Regions from separate parts of the Homo sapiens genome. Here region 1 is linked to region 2. The links are chromatin loops, found by intact Hi-C in ENCODE. Cell type or tissue: dorsolateral prefrontal cortex. All regions are shown on one strand. Links, peaks and the distances in the headings refer to the core of each region. The heading gives the core; the rest is flanking DNA. Region 1 has its middle 30 kb from the start of SLC10A2. Region 2 has its middle 110 kb from the start of ERCC5.

Region 1 (8,175 bases), core at 3,393-5,892, 140 kb after region 2:
GAGGATAGAGGTCCTCATCTCACAGCTCCACTAGATGATGTCCCAGTGGGGAGTCTGTGGGGGGCTCTGAACCCACATTTGCCTTCCTCAATGCCTTAGCTGAGGTTCTCCATGAGGGCCCCTCCCCTGCATCAAACATCTGCCTGGACATCCAGGCATTTCCATACATCTTCTGAAATCTTAGGTGGAGTTTCCCAAACCCCAATTCTTGACTTCTGTGCACTGGCAGGCTCAACACCATGTGAAATTTGCCAAGACCTGAGGCTTGCAACTGCTGAAGCCATGTCCTGAGCTCTACGTTGGCCCCTTTCAGCCATGCTGGAGTGGCTGTGATGCAGGGCACAAGTCCCTAGGCTGCACACAGCATAGGGACCCTGGGCCCGGCCCATGAAACTATTTTTCCTCCTAGGTCTCTGGGCCTGTGATGGGGGAGGGCTACCTTGAAGACCTCTGACATGCCTTGGAAACATTTTTCCCATTGCCTTGGGGATTAACATTCAGCTCCTTGTAACTTAGGTGAATTTCTTCAGTCAGCTTGAATTTCTCCTCAAAAAATGGGATTTTATTTTCTACCACATTGTCAAGCTGCAAATTATCCAAACTTTAATGCTCTGCTTCCCTTATAAAACTGAATGGTTTTAACAGCACCCAAGTCACATCTTGAATGCTTTTTGCTTAGAAATTTCTTCTGCCAGATACACTAAATCATCTCTCATAAATTCAAAGTTCCACAGATCTCTAGGGCAGGGGCAAAATGCCACTCATATTTTTGCTAAAATATAACAAGAATCACCTTTGATTCAGTTCCCAAAAAGTTCCTCATCTCCATCTGAGACAACTTCAGCCTGGATTTCATTGTCCATATCATTATCAGCATTTTGGTCAAAGCCATTCAACAAGTCTCTAGGGAGTTCCAAACTTTCCTACATTTTCCTGTCTTCTTCTGAGCCATCCAAAATGTTCCAACCTCTGCCTGTTACCCAGCTTCAAAGTCACTTCCACATTTTTGGGTATTGTTTCAGCAACACCCCACTCCTGGTACCAATTTACTGTATTAGTCTGTTTTCACACTGCTGATAAAGACATACCTGAGACTGGGCAATTTACAAAAAAGTGGTTTAATATGGACTTACAGTTCCAAGTGTCTGGGGAAGCCTCAAAATCATGGCAGAAGGCAAGGAGGAGCAAGTCATGTCTTACACGGATGGCAGCAGTCAAAGAAAAATAGCTTGTGCTGGGAAACTCCCCCTCATAATACCATCAGATCTCATGTAACTCACCCACCACCATGAGAACATCATGGGAAAGACCTGCTTCCATGATCCAGTTACCTCCCACTGAGTCCCTCCCACAACACATGGGAATTCAAGATGATACTTGGGTGGGGACACAGCCAAGATGAGATTTGGGTGGGGACACAAGACTTAGCTGTGTTCAAGACTGATATCAGCATGAGAAAAACACATGGAGCAGTGAAACCAAATATTGAGTCTAAAAATAGACACATACATATGCAGTCAATTGATTTCCAAAAAAGGTGTTACAGTTGTTCACTGGGGAAAAATCATTTCTTAAAAAATAAATTGTTCTGGAGGAGCTGGATATATGTATGGGAGAAATAAACTTCAGCCATTACTTTGCAATTTACACAAAAATATATTTTAACTATATCATAGAGTTAAAAGTTAAAGCTGAAACCGTACAACTATGAGTCAAAAACATACAAGAAAATGTTTGTGACAGTGGGGTAAGCAAAAATTCCTCAGAAAACAAAGCTAAATGTAAGAAACAATGATTAATTTGACTGTATCCAAAGCTCTTTTCTTTAAAAGATACTGCTAAGAACATGAGAGGCAAGCCGAAGATTGTAAGAGGATATTAGAATACATGTATATTACAAGGGACTTGTAGTTAGAATACATAAAGAGTTTCTACAACTTAATGAGAAAAAAATAAACAAAATATTTGAACAGGAACTTCATAGAAGACAATATATGAATGGCCAAGGAGCACATGAAAAGATCATCAACATCATTAATTATCAGAGAAAATAAACAAAAATTGCTGTAAGATACTGCTGTTCACCTACTATAAAGGTAAAAAGTAAAGACTTACAGCACAAAATATTGGTAATGTCATTGAGTACTGGAAGTCATACATCACTGGGGGGAAATCAAAATAGGAGATAACCTGGAAGTTTCTTATAAATATGCACTTGCCATTTTACCTAACAATAATTCCAAGAGAAATGAAAAGTTGTGTTTATATGAAGACTTGTAATGAAATGTTCATGGCAGCTTTATACATGATGCATAAAAGACAGAAACAACCAAATGTCCATCTACAGTGAAGCTATATACAAACTGTGTGGTATAGCCCTACAATGGGTAAAAATAAAAAATAAATTAAAAACAATAAAAAAATTAGGTAATGATAGATTTAACAATATAGGCAAATCTCCAAACATTAATCTGGGAAAAGAAGCTAGAAAAAAATGAAAGCAAACTGTAGGATTTGATTTATATCAAATTATAGATCAGGTAAAATTAATCTGTAGTGACAGAAAGTAGATCAGTAATTTCCCAGGGTAGGGGTGGAATGGGCTTGAGTGGACCAGGACACAAGGGACCTTTCAGGGGGATGGAAGTGTTTTGTGTCTCATAAGTGGTGACAGTCACAATGGTGTATGCATTAGTGAAAATGCATTAAACTTTACGCATAAAATGAGTAAATTTCATTGAATTTAAATTGTGCCTCAACATGATTGATTTTAAAAGAATAATGATTTATAGGAGAAAATCATACATTTCTCCAAGAATCATAAATTCAATCCAACTTTTTAAAAAGAACATGTCATACATACTTTTAAGTGTCTTTATCTATTTTTATACAGTCCTGTAAATATTATGTAGTTAATAGAAGCACTAAGGTCTGGAAAGTTGTTCAAGATATCTGAAACGCATGTTACAAACGATTTATAATAATAGCAATAGGTTAAAATGTATTAAGTGGCTATAATATGTCATGCACAGTATTAAATGCTTCACATTTATTGTTTCATTAACTACTACAAATCTATGAGATGTGTATCAATAACATACCCATTTTGCAGGCAAGGAAACTGAGTGGTGGAGGGGTAAAGAACTTGCTAACAGGTCACAAAGTAGCAAGAGGAAAGTGTATTGGGATATGGGGCGAAAGAGAGAGAATGCTGATGGGCTAAGGGACTTACAAGAAATTATAAGGAGGATGTTATTGCCTTAGGACTTGATTATTTTGCCCATGAGGGAAGGCAGGAACAGTATTCAAGCCAAAGGAATGGCAAAGCACAGACAGCTGGGCATGAAAATGCAGGGGAGCTTTTTCCCTCACATTTTAGTTTCTCCAGAGCTAGAAGAAAAAGAAAAGCTGTGTTGACTTAGCAGAAAACTGGGTATGTTTTTCCCAACTCAGAAAATATCCCTGACTTCTTCCATACTTTTGTATGCCATGAACTTTAAAATATCCCTGACTTCTTCCATACGTTTGTGTGCCATGAACTTTAAAATACTTTCTCTGGCCCCCAGGATCCTTCACTGACAATGGCCGCTCGGAGCAAGTGGCAGTTGCAGGCCAGCCCGCCTTCCCTGCCCTCACTCCCTGGCACAGTCGCTGGAGTGTCCCTCGGATCATACTTCTGTGTCTGCGGTCCAACCCTTAAATTGTACCAATAAACTCATAAAATGGGCCAAATGGAGAATTTCTGGACTTGGCATGGCTCTCCCTCAACCCAGAGAAGAAGAAATATAATTTCATATGGATGTTCTCAATTCAGAATTTTAATTTTCTCTGTTCAAGATTTATAAAATTTGTTAATTAGAGATATTATTTCAGTTTGGGTCTCATTTTCCAAATTTCTCAGGATACCTAAAATCTATTGCCATTTGCAAGGAATTGAATTGCATTCCCCCCAAGTTCCTAAGTTGCACTAATTCCTAACCACTAATGAGACTGTATTTAAAGATAGGGCCTTTAGGAGGGAATTAAGGTGACACGAAGTCATAAGTGTGTAGCCCTGATCTGATGAGATTAGTATGCTTACAAGAAGAGACACCAGAAAGCACCACGTCTGCCTCTTTCTCCCCCACACCACATCTGCCACGTGAAGACACAACGAGAAGGCAGCATTTGCAAACCAGGAAGAAGACTCACACCAAGAACAGAGTCCACCCACACTTTGATCTCCATCCGCACTTCGATCTTTGACTTCCAGCCTCCAGGACTTCAAGACATCAATTTCTGTTGTTTAAGCCCCTCAGTCTATGGCATTTTCTTATGGCAGCCCACACAGACTGACTTCACTATGTAGTTCTCAGATAAAACTTAGATGATTTCCTTTTATAAGTTAGAATTAACTTGCATTTACTGTTTCAGTCGTAAGTTTCTTGAATCCTTTAATACTTGACAGGCACTGTAGTAGTTACCTGCACTAACTACCACTACATTTACCATTCACAGTAACCTGGGAAATAATTTTTTCAATTTTCCCCATTTTCTATAAAGGGAAACTGAGTAAAAGGGTGGTTTGAAAGGGCAAGTGAGTGGCAAATGAGGTCCACTGGAGACAAAAGTCTGCTTTCACTCATCATGCTGCCCTGAATGAAAACCATGAAGCCAAATTTTGAACCAACTTTTCATTGTCTGCTGCTAATTTGCAGCTGCCGCACTGGGATGCCTCTTCTATCACGCTTTGTGTTTGAATGTTGGGTGTAGTACTTGGAGGCCTGCAGAGACTGATGCTGTTGATAGATGTCATCTCTTGTGAGCGCCAGTTGGCCAAGCTTCCTCGGATGTGAACCACGTATAGGCAGCCCCTGACAGTCTCACAACAGAGTGGTGAGTAGCCTGAGACAGCCATTTGTTTTGAAACCGATCTCAGTGCCATGAATGCTTTGTCATCTGTCAAAAACCAGTGCTGCTTGGTTAACCAGACTGTCATTTCTTTAATGGCAGCATGGTGAGGCACACAACTACCACTGCAGTTACCTGATCATTGCGGAGGCTGTTTACTTAACAAGTGCTCTCTGAGTAACAAGAAGACAGCAGAGACCAAAATAAAGCAAGGGCTGCCAACCTGGGGAAGAGAGGGCAGAATATGAGGAGATGGGGCAGGCTGATTTTAAAAATATTTTCAAGGTAGAGATGCTGAAGTTAGCTGTCAGGGCCTATGACCCTCCAAAAACAGCATGCAAACTTTTGTTTGTAGCTATGTACATTTAAAAAATCTTCCCAAAGCTGTCTGTAACTCATAAAAGGTAAAGAACTCCTACTTTAGCAAGAAGAATCTTGGGACGTTTGTTTGTCACTTCTGAATTCAGGGTTTACTTGCCCAGCTAAAGCGGCTAGTGCCAGTTGCTAGTCCCAGTGACAGGTATTTAGGGAGATGCAAGGTTGATTTCTTTTGGGACCAGAAAAGGCTAAAATTACAAGACTAGAAGCAGTGACAAACACAAGGCTACCATAGTTCCTACCCTCTAATGATTTACATTCTATGTTGTCATAGAGAGCGTAGCAAAATTTGAGACCCGTTGCAAGACTCTATCTTTAATATTAGCATATCTGGATGATAGAAAAGATACTCATATATTTCATGTATACACACATACACATACACTTAGCAAATTATGATTTTATGGAATCTTTTTTCTCTCTTCTACAGGTTTCAAAATGGAACAATAATTTTCTGGAAACTCCACCTCACCCTGTAAAAGTGAAGATTGGGTGAGTTGACTAGAGTGTCTTGGCAAAGGACAAAAACATGAAATAACCAGTTCAAAGTCACCTCTCATGTCTTAGATAGAGCCTCAGCTGCCTCTGTCTTTGAAATTCTTCATTTACTAGGCAGGGTCAGCCCCTCTCAGAGCTGAGCGTTTCACAGGATGAAGGTAAAATGACACATGAAATGACGGCACTTAAGCACTGCTGTTTCCTGAGTGTACGTTGTGCATAGTATGAGAAGTTATTTCTCATAAGGACAATCTTTAACTTAAGCAACATGTCCTGAAGATGTCTTACAAGGGCAATCAAGACATAGCCAGGGGGCTAAGTGGGAGGAAGTTATAATGTACAAGGTGAGTCTTTGGAGACTCTGAAAAACCCATTAACGGAAAAGTTATTAATGTCTTTTTTAATGCAGCTATAGTGCAGAGGCAGACCCCAAAGAAACCAATCCACATTATGAAACATTTTACAGAAATCCACTTTTAAAAATAGGAGAACGCTATACATGAAGTCTTGAGGTGGGAACTGAGTACATGCCTGGCCTCCTGGGCCAGTTGTGGATTTTCTAAAGAATAAAAGGAAATTCTACTTTCACCTCTACTTTGAGACAGAGAAATAGAACAAAATTGCCCACTGTAAAATTTGATTATCATTTTTATTTCTCTTTCTCAGATTTAATTTTCTTTCTTTCTCTTTTGTACTTTCCCTAATCAACTCTAATATCTTCAGGCCTCTGTTAACTTGAATTCAGCTTTAAACATATCAGGTTATTAAAACTTCATCAGGTATGGCTATGATGCCCAGTCAGGTGAGTTTCTCTACAAACGGTGGTGGAACTCTGGTCCCATGAATAAGATGCCTCTGTCCTATTGTCAGAAGGGAATAAACTTGGATATTTTTTTCTCCTTTAGAGGTTGACAGATTTGCATTCATTTCCATTAGACTAAGAGCTCTTGGTAAACATAAACTGGGTCTTGTTTATCTTTATATCCCTTTCTCATAGCACAGACCTGGTACACAGTAGTGATCAACAGACACTTGTCAGATGAATAAATTGTGAGCCCATGAAAGCTTTAGTTCAACCATTACATGGAGACTTTCTTTTTTTTTTTTTTTTTTTGCCAGAGCCTCTGCTAGTTGCTGGGTCTACAGAGACAATAGAACATGGTCCTCACTTTTAGTGTCCCCTGTGTCTGGTGGGGACGTGAGGAAGAGGGGGATAATTTCTGCCAGTGGTGGTGTCAGGGAGAAAGAACGCTGAGCATGTGTTCTCTAAGAGCAGGATAGACAAGGAAGAAAGGATGTTCTAGAGAGACTGGAGCAGGGCCAAAGGCAGGGTGTTGGGCTTCTGCAGCCCAGGGGCCCTGGATGCTGGTCTTGGCAACATTCCTTGTGAACTGAGCAAGAAAAGACATTGAAGAGGAATGTTGGAGACTGAGTGCATGTGTGGCTCATGGAAAAGGCCTGAGGATCCTAGAACCCTGGACCACGGTCCTGACGCCCCAGCTTGTCTGACTTGGTCAGTTAATGCTCTCTAGGAACACCCTTTTAAACAATAATATGTACACAGATGATGCATGTATTAGTCCATTCTCACACTATTATAAAGACATACCTGAGACTGAGTAATTTATAAAGAAAAGAGGTTTACTTGACTCACAGTTCAGCATGGCTGGGGAGACCTCAGGAAATTTACAATCACGGTGGAAGGCAAAGGGCAAGCAAGGCACATTGTCATGAGGTGGCAGGAAGGAGAATGAATGCAGGAGGAACTAGCAAACACTTATAAAACCATCAGATCTCGTGAGAACTCACTCACTATCATGAGAACAGCATAGGGGAAACCACCCCCATGATTCAATTACCTCCACCTGGTCTCTCCCTGGACACATGGGGATTATGGGGCTTATGGGAATTACAATTCAAGATGAGATTTTGGGTGAGAACACAGCCAAACCATATTGGTGCAAAAGTGCAGGAAACATCTCAATTAACATTAAGCAAAATGCAAATTTGCTCCTTGAACTCAGTTCTCTTAATTCCCAGGGCATAGAGGTAGGTAGAAAGACAAAGCATCAAACTAAATAAACAGCCCTAAATAAAAATTTAAAAATCTTTACTTGACTTTGTTCAATGTTGATCCTGTGGCCACTGCATGCTTTTGTGCACTCATAGCATTTTTACTTATTTATTTATTTTTATAGAGATGGGGTCTTGCTATGTTGCCCTGGCTGGTCTTGAACTCCTGGGCTCAAGTGGTCCTCCCACCTTGGGCTCCCAAAATGTTGGAATTACAGGTGTGAGCTACCATGCTCAGCCAATAATGTCTTTAAGGGCAAACTCAGAGGGAAATATCTTCTGTAAGGAGTCTGTTGGGGCCCCACAGGCAAGGTCTTTGCCTACTGACTCATCACT
Region 2 (8,175 bases), core at 3,580-6,079:
AGGGAAGTAGGAGGATGGCAGCAGACTGAGATATTTTATTTGTCTTTACATCCACAGTATCTTCCACAGAAGCAGTACCTTCACATGCGGTAAATAAATGTTGCTGAATGAATCAATAATGACTTAATGAATGGATGAGGAAATGAATTCCATTTTGCAGAACAGTTAATTTTGCATTTGACTTTCTCTCCATATAGATAATAAATCCTTCGAGGTTGGGAATCATTTTTTTTTCATTATGAAAGGTCATGATATGAGGCTAAAATGCACAAATAATTTATGGCTCTGGGTGGCAGTGAGTCCTCATGCATGCAAATCGGGGAAGAGAAATTTGCAGCTGGGGATTATCCTGGCGGCGCCAAGACTAACAAACAATGGAGGGACAAAGCCCGTGGACATGGGGAGACTGAATCATTGTGAGATAGGAAAAGAATACTGGCCTATGCAGTTTAAATCTTTTATTGATTTCAGCATGTTTCTCACTCATCAGCATGACATTTTAAATAACAAAGTATTCCTTTGTTAAAATCCAGAGGATTATATGAAATAAACACTACTTCATATGAGAAACTCAGAGTTGAAATAAATGAAAATTTTAAAACCCTATCCATGATTTTACAAAAGAGAAACTATAAAGATAATTTTGTTTGCTTTTCAACTTTAATGTAATATCTGTGTAAACAGAATGTTATCTATGTTTGCTGTACTGTAGTGTTTCACTCTATATAATCCTCGGGATTTTAGTAATTTAGTTATTGCTTCTGATAAATCATTTAAACATTTCTTTTGTATTTTCTCTGTTTCTCTAATGAACTTTTTTAGTCATCTGAATCAGCAGGATTGGTGGTAAAGAATTTCATAAAAATCAGCGAACATCCTCAAAATTGTACAATATAGTTATCAAATCAATTATAAGGTGAAACATTCATTTATTGATTTAATAGACATTGACCGAATATCTTCTATATGATAACATGGTGGTGGTGGGGGGATTCAATGGTGAGGTAATGATAGATTAGAATCCTTTTTTTTCAAAACATTGGAGAGCCAGTGCATTGAATTTCTGCCATTCAACAGGCTGAAGCAGATGATGACAAACTCTTCCAAATATTTTTGGCCAGTGGAGCTTTTCAATCAATCCTCCCTTCAACTTTAAGGAAACAATATTTGCTTTTTATTTTAGTGTGTACTTGTAACAATAATTAAGCCGTTTTTCAGCTATAAAATGGCCAACAATCAAAGGGCTATCAAATTTTCCCGGCTTGGCTTCCTAATTCTTTTTGTTTTAGGGTTAAGAGAAATTTGTCTAGGTATTTTCAGTGTATATATAATATATATGAATGCAGATATAATACACATATTATTACATATAATATATATATTTCATACTAAAATGATATGTGTGCAATACTATATTTTCAATGACCTAGAGTGTAATAAGACTCTGAAGGCATTCTTCAGCAAAGTAAATAATGTCTGAATTATAAAGGGTAAACCTCCAAACTTCTGTGTTCTATTGCACTATACACACACACACACACACACACACACACACATATATGCATATATATATATATTTCAGTATTATATAAATTGTTCTTACAACAATTTAGTCAACTAGAGGTTAGGTGTATGAGCTAACATGTTCCTGTGCAATTAATGAATTGAGTTATTATTTTGCAGGTCATTGGAGCGGAGAACAGATGCATACAAGCCTCTATAGAATTTCACTTTCTTTAGGTGATCAAGGCTAGGATCACAGAATCCTAACCACATAGATATATTTTCAAAGCAAATCCAGCTAAAGATTAATTTTACTCATTTGTAATTTTATTTGTTTGTTTATAATAATGCTATAGTGATTTTTAAATGGATTAGACAGAACATTACTCATATTAGGAGGAGCAGAACAATGATTCTGGGAAATGTTAATCAGGGTTCCCCAAACAAAGGCTATCTGATCAGATTAGCTGGGACTAGCTAGACTGTATGCTACAGTTCCCATTTGGTGATTCAAAATATTGATTGACATTTTAAAGTATCCAGAAGGGCTTCAGTAAAAAAAGTATCGAACTTTGCTTGCCGTTAACAAACTCACTTAATAGTGCAAGGAAAGTCTATTTTTCTTGGCACAGGATTAATGCTACATTACAAGGAAAACTACAAAGTTTTTCTTTGACACCAGTTTGGGAAGCACTGCATTAGCTAATTTAGACTATGCTTAATGCTGTTAAAAAATGTAACTCAAAATGAACGCTAAGTCTAAATCGAACACATCGGTTTAGTTTCACAGCTGTCTGTGAAATCTTTGGCAATGATCTGGCCGTCCTGTTCTACTTGCATTTTCCTAAATGTGTCATGAGGTGATGCCACCATTCCCTGCTATGTGCTTTTCTTTTTGTCTTCTAGAATGTCCTTACGGCTAACTTACGCAAAGCCTGTATGTCTTAGCTCAAGTGGGACCTGTGAAATAGTTCCCTGACCTCTTCTAAATGTCGAGAACTGTGTTATTTTACGCCACTTTTGAGCTAACACTTAAGCCTGCCACTGATTCACAGATGCTGATAGAAGACACAACACTCCTGGGTAAGAGACAAAGGACTTTTTCCCTCCCTGCATAGCAAGTGGCATGCAATGAATGCTTGTGTCAGTTCCCTTCGTCTCCCAAGTCCCACTGGGGCCACACAGAGTGGTCCTGGATGTTTAATTAGTTATATTTATTTATGTATTTTTATTTATTTATTTATTTTTTAATTTTACTTTAAGTTCTGGGATACATGTGCAGAATGTACAGGTTTGTTACCTAGGTATACATGTGCCATGGTGGTTTGCTGGATCTATCAACCCGTCATCTAGGTTCTAAGCCCCACATGCATTAGGTGTTTGTCCTAATACTCTCCCTTCCCTAGTCCCTCACCCACCGACAGGCCCCAGTGTGTGATGTTTCCCTCCCTGTGTCCATGTGTTCTCCTTGTTCAACTCCTACTTATGAGTGAGAACATGCGGTGTTTGATTTTCTGTTTCTGTGTTAGTTTACTGAGGATGATGGTTTCTAGCTTCATCTATGTCCCTGTAAAGGATGTGAACTCATTCGGGGCCCTGGATGTTGCACGTGTATTTGAGAAACCCTCAGCTTAGGGAACACCAATATTTGGTAATAAATGAAATGCAAGCAAACCTACCTAAGTTTTGCCCAGGAGGGAGACATCTTTTTTTTTTTGAGACAGAGTTTTGCTCTTGTCACCCAGGCTGCAGTGCAATGGCATGATCTTAGCTCACTGCAACCACTGCCTCCTGAGTTCAAGCGATTTTCCTGCCTCAGCTTCTTAAGTAGCTGGGATTACAGGCACCCTCCACCATACCTGGCTAATTTTTGTATTTTTTTTTTAGTAGAGTTGGGGTTTCACCATGTTGGCCAGGCTGATCTAGAACTCCTGACCTCAGGCAATCCAACCACCTCAGCCTCCCAAAGTGCCGGGATTACAAGTGTGAGCCACCACGCCCTGCCTGGAGACATTATCTTTATTGTACTGTACAACATTCTTCCCTCTGCTCCAGAAGAAGACACTGTTCCTACCTTTCAACTGTTCATGTATATTTTTGAAAAGAGAAAAAAGGCTGTCATGCCTCTGCTAAGAAGACGTGTGAAAATGAGAAAGACCCACAGAGAACTGTCTCTCAAGACTAAAATCCTAGTCACCAACTTAGTGCTCTTCCTTAAATTACCCCAACCACCAGTACAATCCCACGATTCTGATCTTTCTTGAGTGGCTCTAAGTGCTGCTTTTCTGGTGGGGATGCGCTTTTCTTTCTGCTTTTATTGCAGCCAGCTGAATAACAGACAGAGTAGGTGTTCGGCAAAGTTGATGAGATACAAGGTGGTGTCTTTAACTGTTGTCTGAAGCTGTCTTCAAGTGCATTTCCCCAGTTACCTAAGGAGAAAGGAGAGAGGAATGGAATAAGCAGGCTTTCACTAAAAGGCTCAGATGGCTTTAGTAATTCAAGGAGGAAATCTTCCTTTCTTATAGAAGCAGCAGTGCCGCAGCAGCGTTGCGGGGCAACAGGACTCAGTGGCCTGCAACTCTTAAAGGCGGGGAGAGACCACACTAACCAGAGTGCTGGCAGCCACACAGCAGTGTCAAGGAAGGCGATGACAACCAACCATCGTATCAGGGATGAAACAGGGCCTGGCAGGCAGCTGCAACACCGAGTAGCGGATAGGAAGACTATAGATCATGCAGCATCTGCTTAGGAGTTTTCTGGTCACAAAAATGCGAAGAGGAAGAGGAATCAGCATGTGGGAAGGAACAGAGATGGATTATACATTGGGGGAACCCAAGTCAATAAATAAATAAATAATATGTAAGTGAATGAATGCACAAATGCATAAATACACATTTTGCAGGAAGAGTTGGGGTGTGGGGGAAGGGTTGGATTGGAGGATAAGATTAGGCAAAAAACTAGCTGGACCATCGGTAGTGAAGGGCTCCTAACTTAGGTGCTTCTCAAAGGGGAGCTCTCAGTCCAGTAGCTGTTTGTCAGGGGTCCATGAAGAGATGAGTGGAGAAATCAGGACTGTGTGTTTAGAAACTTTCGCAGCAATTTGACAGACTCTTTTCTTTTTTTCTTTTTTTTTTTTGAGACAGAGTCTTGCTCTATCACCCAGGCTGGAGTGCAGTGGTATGATCTCGGCTCACTGTAACCTCCACCTCCCGGGTTCAAGCAATTCTCCTAACTCAGCCTCCTGAGTAGCTGGGATTACAGGCATGTGCCATCATGCCTGGCTAACTTTTATATTTTTAGTAGGACAGGGTTTCACCATGTTGACCAGGTTGGTCTCGAACTCCTGACCTCAAGTGATCTGCCTGTCTCGGGCTCCCAAAGTGCTGGGATTACAGGCGTGAGCCACCGTACCCCATCAGCAATTTGACAGACTCTTTATGCCCATGACGTGTGACAATTAAAATTTGAGACTTTTATTTTGTATATGTTTAGGTTTTTTTGTATTAAATTTTTCCAATAAATACTTTTTACTGTTTTACACATGTATGTTCTGTTACTGAAACTTGGTTAGGAAACAAACTGATCTTCAGTCCAAATAGTCTGAGAAGATAGCAGTAGGTGAAGGGCTTTCAGAAGGAAAGTGGCATCCTGGGCTTGTCCTTTTGCACTGATTTCCCTGGTGCCTGCAGGGAGGATGGATTGGAAGAGGTGACACCAGGCGCTGGATTTAAGTTAGAGGGTGATGAATGGCACTCACACCCAAGAGGGATGGTGAGAGCCTGAACTGAGGTAGCAGCAAGCAGAGATGGAGAGACAAGGAAGGACTCAGGGGCCAACAGTAATAGCTAACCCTATCAAAGCACTGGGTAGGTAGCGGGCACAGTCTAAGTGCATCCTGTACTGTTATTATCACTCCCATTTTACAGATGAGGAAACCGAAACAGAGAGATTAAGTGACTGGTCCAATGTCAATCAGCGAGTCAGTGGTGGTGATGAAACTGAAGCCAGGTAGTTCTACCAGTAGGACTTCATGGTGAATTATTTGAGTGAAGCGGATGAGAACCACGTCAAGGAGGACTCTCAGGGTCATGTCCTGAGGGCCCTGGTTGTTGGTGCTGACAGGGGACAGACACGGAAGATGGAGGAAGAAGTGTAGCTTTGGTAAGAGACCCAAAAGGTGACGAGTTCATCCCTGATACTTAATGTTTGTTGAGTAAAATTGCAGAAATGCAATGAACTGATTTTGATTATTAACAAGCCTTTTAAAAATGAAAAAAATATACAGAGACGAACTATGATTTGATAGGCACTTTGTTACGTGCTTCAGTGTAATTCTTCAGATAACCCATTAGGTGGGCAGGTTGAATACAAATGGGCAAAGGAAAAGGAAAATGTGAAAATGGCCACAGTGTTTCCATCAGCCTGGATGAGTGAGAACATGTCAATAAAGAAATTCGAAAAGGGGAGTAGGTTTCTCTAGATAATGGGTGGAGAATACAAAAAAAATTATTGATTGCCTACTGTGTGTTAAGGGTTGACAGTACACTATCTTGTTTAATCCCCATAATAACTATCAAATATTTATTATTATTTTTGTTGAAAATGGAAGCCATTCTCAGAGATTTAAGTAGCTTAAACCAAAATCTCACAATAAGTAGAATTCAAACCCAGAGCTGACTAGAAGCCTCGTTCTATTCATTATCCTGTGTTGGCTATAATATGATGAATTTTATACAAGTGAAATTTGAAATTCAGGGAGGACACCATGAAGAGATGTCTAGCAGGCAGTTTAAGTAGGATGAGAAAGCAGAGTTAGAAATGGAGATTTGGGAGTGTGCTGGCTAGATTGCTGTAATGACACCCAATATTGATGCAGTTTGATGGGGCCTTCCTACATTGACCTTGGGCTTGTCTGTGTGGCTTGCTTTGCCAATGGGACAGCAGCACCTGTGAGGCGAGCGGAAAGTTGAAAATGTAGAAGATTGCGTGGGGTTTACTATCTATGTGCTTTTAGAACCTTGAGCAGCCAGGAGAAAAAACTCAGCCTAGCTGGGTAGATGATAACAGATATATGGCCTAGTTTCCTTCATGGTCTCAGCTGACAGCCAGGCAATCCCCAGAAGCAGGGGCTCCCAGTGGGACTGGCAACTCACTGCAAATGCATGAGTAAGCCCAGCCCAGCCTAGCAGAATTGCATAGCTGATCCCATTCAATGTTTCTGCCCCATAGAATTCTGAGCTAAATAGATGGTTGTTATTTTAAGCCACCATGTTTTGGGGTGATTTGTCATGAAGCAGTAAGTCATTGATGCAGAAAGCCATTGCGTTAATGGAGTAGTTGCAGACTTTGCAGATTTGAGAGTGCATGAAATCACAAAGAAGAGAAGTATTGAGATTTGAATGATTTATTTTATTGAGTTTCTTTTATATAATTTTATTTATTTTTAAAACAATCCCCAGCTCAGCAAAGTTGTGAGGACAGTGCAAAGAACCTCTTCTCTTTCTTCTTCCTTTCCTCCTTTCCCTCCTCTTCCTCTTTCTTCTTTCTGTACCATTTAATGCCCATCATTTCCAAATGCAACCATTAAAGTCAAGAAATTAACATTGATGCCTTACTAACATCTAATATTCAGGTCCCACTCCAGCTCTCCTGTTGGCTCAATAACACCTGCCAGAGAAAAAACAATCCAATTCCAAATTATACCTTGCTTTCAGTTGTCTTATCTCTATGTTCTCCTTCATTCTGGGATCATTTTCCAGCGTTTTCTTTCCAGCGTTTATAACCTCGGAGAGACTTACTAATCGGTAGCAGCATTTTGAATAGTAATATCCAAAACAAATGCCAGTAATATTTCCTAGGCTCTAAAGAAGAGCTACACCACAGTCTAATTGTTATCAAAAGGAATTCAAATATTGCCCAGAGCCCAATTATAGGGAAAAATGATTTTAGGTTTATTTTCTCCATGCCACCCCTGTCTACTTTCCAACAGTCATACAATTTAGTGAGAGGTCATCTTGCATTTCCCCAATGACCCCAGGGAGATCCCACCCTCGATCTGGGATCGTTCCCATTTCTCCACCCTCAGTACACCCAGAGGGAAAAGAACACTGGGGTGTCAGTGATGGGTGGAAAGCTAAGCTATTTTACCAGGTGGTTTTAGAAGACAAACAATATTCAGATTTCAGGAAATAGTGAATATATTTTTTTTTTTGGTAAGTACTTCTTGAAGTAAATAGTTTTCAGAAAGGGAGGTGGGAGAATGGCATTGATCAGGGAAGTGTTTTTCCCTTTAAGTTTTGGGGGCAGTTATCACCTCTGGCTTTTGTGCCATGTCTTGCCTGAATGGCTGTTGTCTTATTGACTCTGCCGGTATAATCTATCTGTATTTTCAGGTACTTCATTAAACATTTTTGGGCTGCTGACATCCCCTGTCAATATACAACACTTTTATTATTGAATATTTAGTAATGTTTTAGAGGATCAGATTAAGGATTGAAAATGGTCCCACTGTCTCCTTATCTGATCAAGGAACAAGTGCAAGGATAGCAAGAATGTGCTGGGAATAAGATGGTTTACATGAATCTTTGTGCTCCTTCAGAAATTATCAGCTGGTTTCAGCAGACACTATGGACCTTATCACCTGGAGGGAGCTCTGTGCACTAAAAAAGAAAG

The links. Peaks named below come from ENCODE experiments on the same cell type or tissue, not always from the same donor. Only the 100,000 strongest peaks of a DNase experiment are listed, where the experiment ranks them.
Region 1: a loop joins it to region 2, with 4 times the contacts of the local background. A loop is called at or near these places in 3 of 110 quality-filtered maps.

What each region holds. Positions count from the first base shown.
Region 1 is chr13:103,092,804-103,100,978 of GRCh38, forward strand. No RefSeq gene overlaps it. Among named protein-coding and RNA genes, the nearest start is that of SLC10A2, 30 kb to the left of the region's middle. In dorsolateral prefrontal cortex, for the core only: no CTCF peak of the experiment used is centred there; a DNase peak (open chromatin) is centred at 4,778; H3K27ac peaks cover 1,066 bases; H3K27me3 peaks cover 310 bases.
Region 2 is chr13:102,947,888-102,956,062 of GRCh38, forward strand. No RefSeq gene overlaps it. Among named protein-coding and RNA genes, the nearest start is that of ERCC5, 110 kb to the left of the region's middle. In dorsolateral prefrontal cortex, for the core only: no CTCF peak of the experiment used is centred there; no DNase peak of the experiment used is centred there.